Linked DNA regions of Mus musculus: region 2 is linked to region 1. Evidence: chromatin contacts called from ENCODE Hi-C or POLR2A ChIA-PET data. All regions are on one chromosome and are shown on one strand. The core of a region is the stretch at or near the end of the contact, and the rest is flanking DNA. Distances in the headings are between cores, read along the strand shown. Region 1 has its middle 12 kb from the start of Gm38873. Region 2 holds the start of Cav3 (caveolin 3).

The links. Hi-C counts contacts between places; a loop is a spot of excess contacts on that map. ChIA-PET counts read pairs that join two places held with the same protein, here RNA polymerase II (POLR2A).
Region 2: a loop to region 1 is called in a map of heart, with 4 times the contacts of the local background. The contact joins the promoter of Cav3 here to the enhancer-like site in region 1. A Hi-C loop is called at or near these places in 8 of 37 maps with a recorded cell type or tissue (CH12.LX, Patski, T-helper 17 cell and 3 more). POLR2A ChIA-PET finds 5 or more read pairs at or near these places in 1 of 5 experiments (embryonic stem cell).

Annotation. Positions count from the first base shown.
Region 1 is chr6:112,400,847-112,404,401 of GRCm38, reverse strand. No RefSeq gene overlaps it. Among named protein-coding and RNA genes, the nearest start is that of Gm38873, 12 kb to the right of the region's middle. Within about 2 kb of position 2,286, at least 1 of the 3 ENCODE cell types and tissues checked has a DNase peak (open chromatin) inside an H3K27ac peak, as active enhancers do; it is heart, where a contact is called at or near this core.
Region 2 is chr6:112,457,705-112,461,159 of GRCm38, reverse strand. It overlaps Cav3 (caveolin 3), which reads right to left and starts at 1,655. Exons shown (of 2, transcript NM_007617.3): 1 at 1,235-1,655. The coding sequence starts at 1,348. The region is part of intron 1 of LOC115490429 (a long non-coding RNA gene); the gene reads left to right.

The sequences.
Region 1 (3,555 bases), core at 1,037-3,536:
TAGTTGTGAGTTGTGCATAGTTGTGAGTTGCCCAACGAGTGGGCTGGGGTCCAGACTTCAGTCCTCTGATAGAGTAGCATGCCCCTCAAAAGCATTTGCTTTGTGACCCTGACTGGACGCCAGCTTTCCTTGTGGTCAGTGACTGACTCAGACCTGATAGATATGAGTAGGAGGGGATGTTGGCCCGACCTTCCAGGGCTGTTCTTAAAGCCTGAAGGATGTTTCCTACTGTCACCTGTTAACCTCTACTCTGTCATTAAGACCATTAATACCAAGTGCTGGTGTCGCCTCTCCTGTCGCCTCTCCTGAGGTAATACCTATGATCCCCAGACCTTTTCTTTCATACTCTTTATTGGCTGTTGCAAAATTCCCCCTTCTTTTTTTCTCCTCTTGTGGGGAGCCGCCCTCACATTCTCCATTGCAAGATGGCGCTGACATCCTGTGTTCTAAGTGGTAAACAAATAATCTGCGCATGTGCCAAGGGTAGTTCTCCACTCCATGTTCTCTGCCTTCCACGTGACGACAACTCGGCCGATGGGCTGCAGCCAATCAGGGAGTGACACGTCCTAGGCGGAGGATAATTCTCCTAAAAAGGGACGGGGTTTCGCCATTCTCTCTCTTGCACTCCTGCTCTCTGGCTCCTGAAGATGTAAGCAATAGAGCTCTTGCACTCTTGCTCTCTGGCTCCTGAAGATGTAAGCAATAGAGCTCTTGCTCTCTTGCTCTCTGGCTCCTAAAGATGTAAGCAATAAAGCTCTTGCTCTCTTGCACTCTTGCTCCTAAAGATGTAAGCAATAAAGCTTTTGCCGCAGAAGATTCCGGTTTGCTGCGTTCTTCCTGGCCGGTCGTGAACGCGTTCAAGATCCTCTGACAGCATGAATCTGTTTTTATATGACTTTTTTCTCTGGGCATAACATGACCATCCCATGGACCCCTTGGGGGTAGAGATCACCTCGACTTGGTAGCTATGGCAACCAAACAAAAAGAGTAGGTCAGTGGTAGCTAGGTCTATGGCAATGAGAATGGGGCTGTCGACACTCTCTCTAGAAAGAAGGAAGAGGAGAAGGCCATCGAATCCTCACTTGGGATTCCAGCCACGACTCAGTCCTGCCTTATGCTTGCCAGCTACAAGGCATATTGGAAGGAAATGGAAGATTGACTTGAAAGGGGGACTCCACACTGCAGCTTCTATGGAGTGCATGAGAGGGTGAGGCTTGGAGTCAGCTCTGCAGGGCAGGGTGTCAGTGATGCTTTGGGGGTCTATCAGGTTGAACTTGGTCGAACTTAGTCTGTCACTGACACCCTGTCTGAAGTGAAGAGATGTTTGTCCAAGTCTTCCCAGAGAAAGCAAATGTAACTGAGCCTGACCAACTCTGTGTCTCTCTTCACTGCAGAGAACTTGTAAGATAACTTAATATGCATGGGTGCATAGCTCATAAGTAGACAGCTGAACACTTGATTCAATGCTAGGGTGTGTGTGTGTGGAGCAGCAAAGTCCTATGGATGGACACACCGAAGGGCTAAGAGCAATCATTGTTTCAGGAAATACCTAACCATCAAACTGAAGTGACACAGTATAGATAGATACCAACATCTCTGTCCTGCAAGGTCCCCTGTGCTGAGGTATTCCATGTTCATGGACCCTGTGTATCATGAGAGGCTGGACAGAAAGAGCCACTCTAGTTTGGGCAAGGGCAGCTGGAGGAAAGATTTCTGGAGGCAGATGCGTGCGTAGGGGGTGTGGGCAGTTAGATGGGTGGAGAGGAGGTGGGAATGAAGGTTGGGGGGGCCAATGGAGCAGAGGAAGAACAGATAGAGAAGCCCCAGCGACATCAGATCTGAGGAGTGTGTAAGAGAGGAGTGATGAGCCCCTGTGGTAGGAACAGGGCAGCCGGGAGCCAGTGAAATATGTCAGAACAATTTTCTGGTGTTATCGTTACTATGACGACCATAGCCTTTGTGTGTTCTGTTTACTTGCGGGAAATATGACATTTGAGTGTCCTGTTGTGGCCATTGTCAGCTGGGATTGTGGGGGACACCAGGACTGGCCAGCCTCAGAGCTCTGCTTCCTGTCTTTCTGGCCTGGGAGAATGAGATAGTGGGTTATTAATACCGCTCTCTGGAGGCCTGAGGTTGGGGCTTGGTGGAGGCTTGTTTATGCAGCTTGAAATAGCCCACCACTTGCCTGTCCAGTGGGCGTGCTGCCAGTCCAGTGGGTGTGTGTCTAGGCGAACAAAGCAAAGCTATTTTTTACCTTGGAGAGCCCTAGAATGCGTCAGAGAGTCCCAGAGCCTGCCCTACCCAGCCCACACCCAGGCTAGTGGCTAGTCCCAGTGGATATGGGTCTCCTGGAGGTGTCAGTGGGTGGAGAGATCACATGTCCTCTTCCTTCTCTCCCAGCTGGAGACTTGGAGAGCGTCTAAACTTCTCCAGCCAGATGGAGGAAGGATTTAGTTTTATTCTCCAATATGTAATAGCGGTGGCTCCTGCTCAAGGCATCAGACTCTGTGTTGACTAACTATGTCCTGCTCACTGCTGTTTGCACTGAAATTTCTCTATGAGGAATGGAGATGCCACTTTCCACCGTGAAGCTGGAGCTCAGAGAGGTTAATGACTTACCCAAGGTTATTCAGCTAGGAAGAGGTTTGTCCCCTTACTGTAGAGTCCATGCCTTTCTCGCCACTTTCAATGCTTGCCCTGAAGGAGAATGGAAGCAAGGGGTGGTCAGGAAGCCTCATAGCAATGGCCTGGGCTTTGGCCTCTTGGGGCTCCAGTATAAGTCACTAGGAGGGTGTCTGGGTTACTGGCCACCACCTCTTGGCAGCTGGGAAGAGGTATGTAGAGCCCCCATGTATGTGGGTGTGTACCCACACTGGTAGTACCAGTGTCCTCTAGGGTGAGGGGGTCACTGGACCAATTCGTTATGAAAAAGTGGTGCCACGAACCTGCTGAGCAGAAGCATGGAGGCTACCCTCCCCTGGTGGGATGTACCAGGAAGACCACAGACTTCGCTGTCAGCCTTTGTTTTCTTCTCCTCCCTGTTCATCTAAGTCCTGCTATGCTGCAGTGATTGCTCTATCCATAGCTCCTCCAGGCTGTCTCCCCAACCTCTTACCACCTAGAACACAGGGACATCCTTCCTTATCTGGCTGGGGTCACAACCTCTATCTGTACAAGTGACATTTCAGGACTAGAGATGTTTTGAGTCTCTGTGAAGTCCCTTTCTGACTGGGCTGAGATCTTCTTGAGGGTTGGTCCTAGTGTGTGCTTCTCTATGCCACTGTGTGCCAGTCTCCTTCTTTCAAGTCTTCAGTGACTTCTTAATGCTCATAGGATCGATTATCTACCCATTCATTTGTCCATCCATCTGTCTGTCTGTCCTTTCATATATCCATTCACCCACCCACTTACCTGTCCATTCGTCTTCCTAGGTAGATCTGTTCTACCTTCCATCCACTCTTCAGTTTGCCCACCTACCTATATATACCTCTGTCTGTCCAGATATCTTTCTTCCCATAAGACCATTCATCCATCCTTCCACCCATCCACCTATTC
Region 2 (3,455 bases), core at 406-2,905, 57 kb before region 1:
TGTGTATGTGTGTGTATGTGTATGTGTGTGTATGTGTGTGTGTGTATGTGTGTGTGTGTATGTGTGTGTGTGTGTGTGTGTGTGTGTGTGTGTGTGTGTGTGTGTGTACATGATGTGCTATGGTGCATGTGTGGAATTCAGAGGCCTTGTAGGAGTCTGTTTTCTTTCTATCACATAGGTTCTGGGCTAGAACTCAGGGTTATTAGAATTGGCAGTGGGCATCATTTCTCACTGAGCCATCTTGTTGGCCTCATAAAAATCAATTTCTTCTTTTTTTTAAGTAACTGCTAGAAAACTTTAAATTTCACAGCAGGTGGGTACTTTGGCCATCTCTATAATGTCTGCCTAGCTTTTCTGTAAGCCGGGTACGGCTCTAGTGGAATCCTATAAAAACTACACATGTAACACTAAGCCACAGTGACTGTCATGCTGAGAGCACAGTCCTCACAATTATATTCAGAGCTCAGCCGCTGGAAGGAGTGACTGCAGTGCTGTGGATGGTTTGACAGTGCGCAGGGTGACTGTTCCGGGGCCACACTGCACCTGTAGTTCCACAGGCAGCTCTGGCCTGTGAGTCCCAGTACCTAGCCTGGATGCCCAGCTACTCTGGGGACTCTGAAGCTGGTGGCTGGGACTTTGCTCTGATGGGGTTCCTCTGGCATTTAGTTTAGACAGAGATTGAGTCATGGGGACCCAAGGCACTTAAGTATTCTTTTCTGGGTGCCTGCTGAGAGGCCTTTGCCTAGTCCTGGCTACTAGGCCTTGGCTGAAGCAGGGAGCTAGGGAGGCAGGGAACATGAAGGATGGCCTGTAAGGCTCATTCTGCTTGAGAGACAAATACTAGGCACTGCTGTGGGGCAACTAGTGTCTCTTGGAGGGGCCACTGATGAAGCTGGCCTCAGATTAACCCCAAGCCCACTATGGAGACAGCCTAAATGCTGCTGGCAAAGCAAAGCAACCACTTGGCCCAGGTTCTGTATCTTCCCAGTGACTCCTCTGGGGCCTGGGGCCAGAGCCAAGGGCAGGCACTTGGAGCTACTAGTAAGATGGCATTTTTGGTGTCTTCCCCTTAACACCATTATGAAGGTGGTTAAAGTTTTCTTCTTGCCTTGCTAAGGCCTGTACAACTTTGCCTGTTTGCTGGGGTTTGAAGAAGACAGTATCCAGGGGATTTTGGGGAGGCTGACTTCAAGTGTGTGAGGACCATGATGTCCCACTTGGGCACCGAGCCTACCTTCACAATGTCCTCATTGATGTTCTTGGGGTCGCGGTTCACCAAGTCTATCTCCTTGCAGTGAATGTCCTTGATGATCCGAGCTTCCAGATCCGTGTGCTCTTCGGTCATCATTGTGAGGCTGGGGCTCCTTCAGGAGGCGATCAGAGCCTTGTGGCTGGTATCGTTGATAGTCCTGGGGGCAGAAAGACCAAGCTTAGGGTCTCCAGACTGGTGCCGCTGCCGGCTAAATAGGCCCCACCCAGCATGCCGGCTGACAGCTGTCCTGCATAACTTCAGCCGGCCTCTAGTTAAAGCTGCTGGTGGCACGCCTCCAAGCTAAAATTAAGACTGGATGGCAGAACGCTCCTTAAAGGGGGCTGTGCAGGACATTGGCCTCACGCGAGAGGAGACCTGGCATTCCCTGCCAGCCACCAGGGCCTGGCCTTCCCGGTACTCTGTGGAGGCGGGCTGAGCAAACCCCTTGGAGTCCCTGGAATTTGCCGCTCTGCTCCACTCCATACTCAGGCTCCTCCCAGGAGCAGCTGCCCAAGAAGGGAGGTGGGCTCGGTCCCAGCTCTGTCTCTTGCTAGCTCCTGAGTGACCTTGGCACATGTCTCTTCTCTGGGCCACCATGACCCTATCTGTGACTAGAGATACTATAAGGACCAGAAAATAACCATCAAGAGTCTTCCCACCCTGGAGGAGAGGAGACTGGCTTTGTTAGGATTCTATTGGAACTGGAAATGTCTGCTAGATTCTCCTTACATTAGGGGTTTGCTGTAGTAGTTAATCACTGTGTGTAAACATTTTAAAATTACATTTATTTATTTATTTATTTATTTGCGTGCAAGTGAGCAGTACACAGCATATACATGGGGTCAGAGGACAACCCAAGGGAATCTGTTTTCTCCTTCTGCCACGTAGATCTTGGAAATCAAACTAAGGCCATGGGGCTTGGTGGCAGGCACCTTTACTTGCTGAGCCACCTCAGCAGTCCCACCTGGCAAACAGGTCTTCATGTTTGCACGGCAAGCACTTTATAGATGGAGCCATCTTCCCACTCCCAGTTCATCTCGACTGTCAGGTTAACTGGACTGAGACACCTAGGAGATTAGGAGAGCGCACCTCTGGAGCTGTCTGGGAGGGTGTTTCTGCAGATGAAGCCACTGATGGATTCACAACTGGAGTGGAGGATCTGGAGGTGCTGGAGGGTGGAATGCAGGCTCGAGAGGAGGAAGTCGGTCACTGGGAGCCGCATGTCTCTGAAGGGCAAATCTAGTCCTGGTTCCTGACTCTGTTTCCTGTCTTCTGTGCTGTGAGCTGCTCTGCCCTGATATGGATTTGTCATGGATGTGGAGATGCTTTCTCCTGCATTCCTCTCACCCTGACACCCACGACAACCTTGCTTTTTTGTGCCCTGGAAGGAAGAATTTACACCACAGCACAGGTGGGGCCGCCAAGTAGTGTAGGTTTGTTTTTAGCGCCCTAAGTGCTGAAAGGCTGAACGCATCCTGCAGAGTCTGTCTCTAGTGCCTGGGTTTGTAAGTCTTGTTCTACCATCTCAACCTATCTTGCTTACCTCTGGAGCGGTCCAGGTGGTCCCTTTCCTAGAACAGAGAGAGGCTTTCTTAGCCATTCTTACCCACAATCCAACCTGTTACAGGGAAACCAGGACTCTCTGTATAGAGGTGTAAATGCCTGTAGAGTTGTGAAGTTTACTAGAGAAAGGACATCAGTGTCTTTTACATGCTCCTCAGGGTGGCTTTGAAAGACAGCGGGACCAGCTTTGTTGTAGGTCCAGTTATAAGCCTCCCCTTTACCTTGTCCATGTTATTTTAGCAGGCTCTTCCACCCTAACAGTTGTTTTAAGTGTAACAGAATTCAGTGAGCAAAAGTTAACCTTTTCTACTGGAAGCTGTCTTTATTCACAGTGACACCAAAGGGACAAAGACCTTGCTCTGCTCTCCTGTGCCTTGGAGCAGGTCTGTGGTTTCCCCTGCAAGTGTGTGTGTGTGTTGGGCTTGGAATGAGACAAGAAGAAGAAGCCATGGCAAGGGTGGGGTAGGGTTGCTCCATTCTTGATGTATCAGACCGTGCCATGTTGGCACCTTGACATGGCTCTGGTTCCAGCTTTCAGAATGTACACAGGCAGTCCATCAGCTGGGGGGGGTGTCCCTTTCTCCACTTCCTAAGTCCATATTACAATTTAGCTCTTTTTTGAAACTCCAGCATATGATGG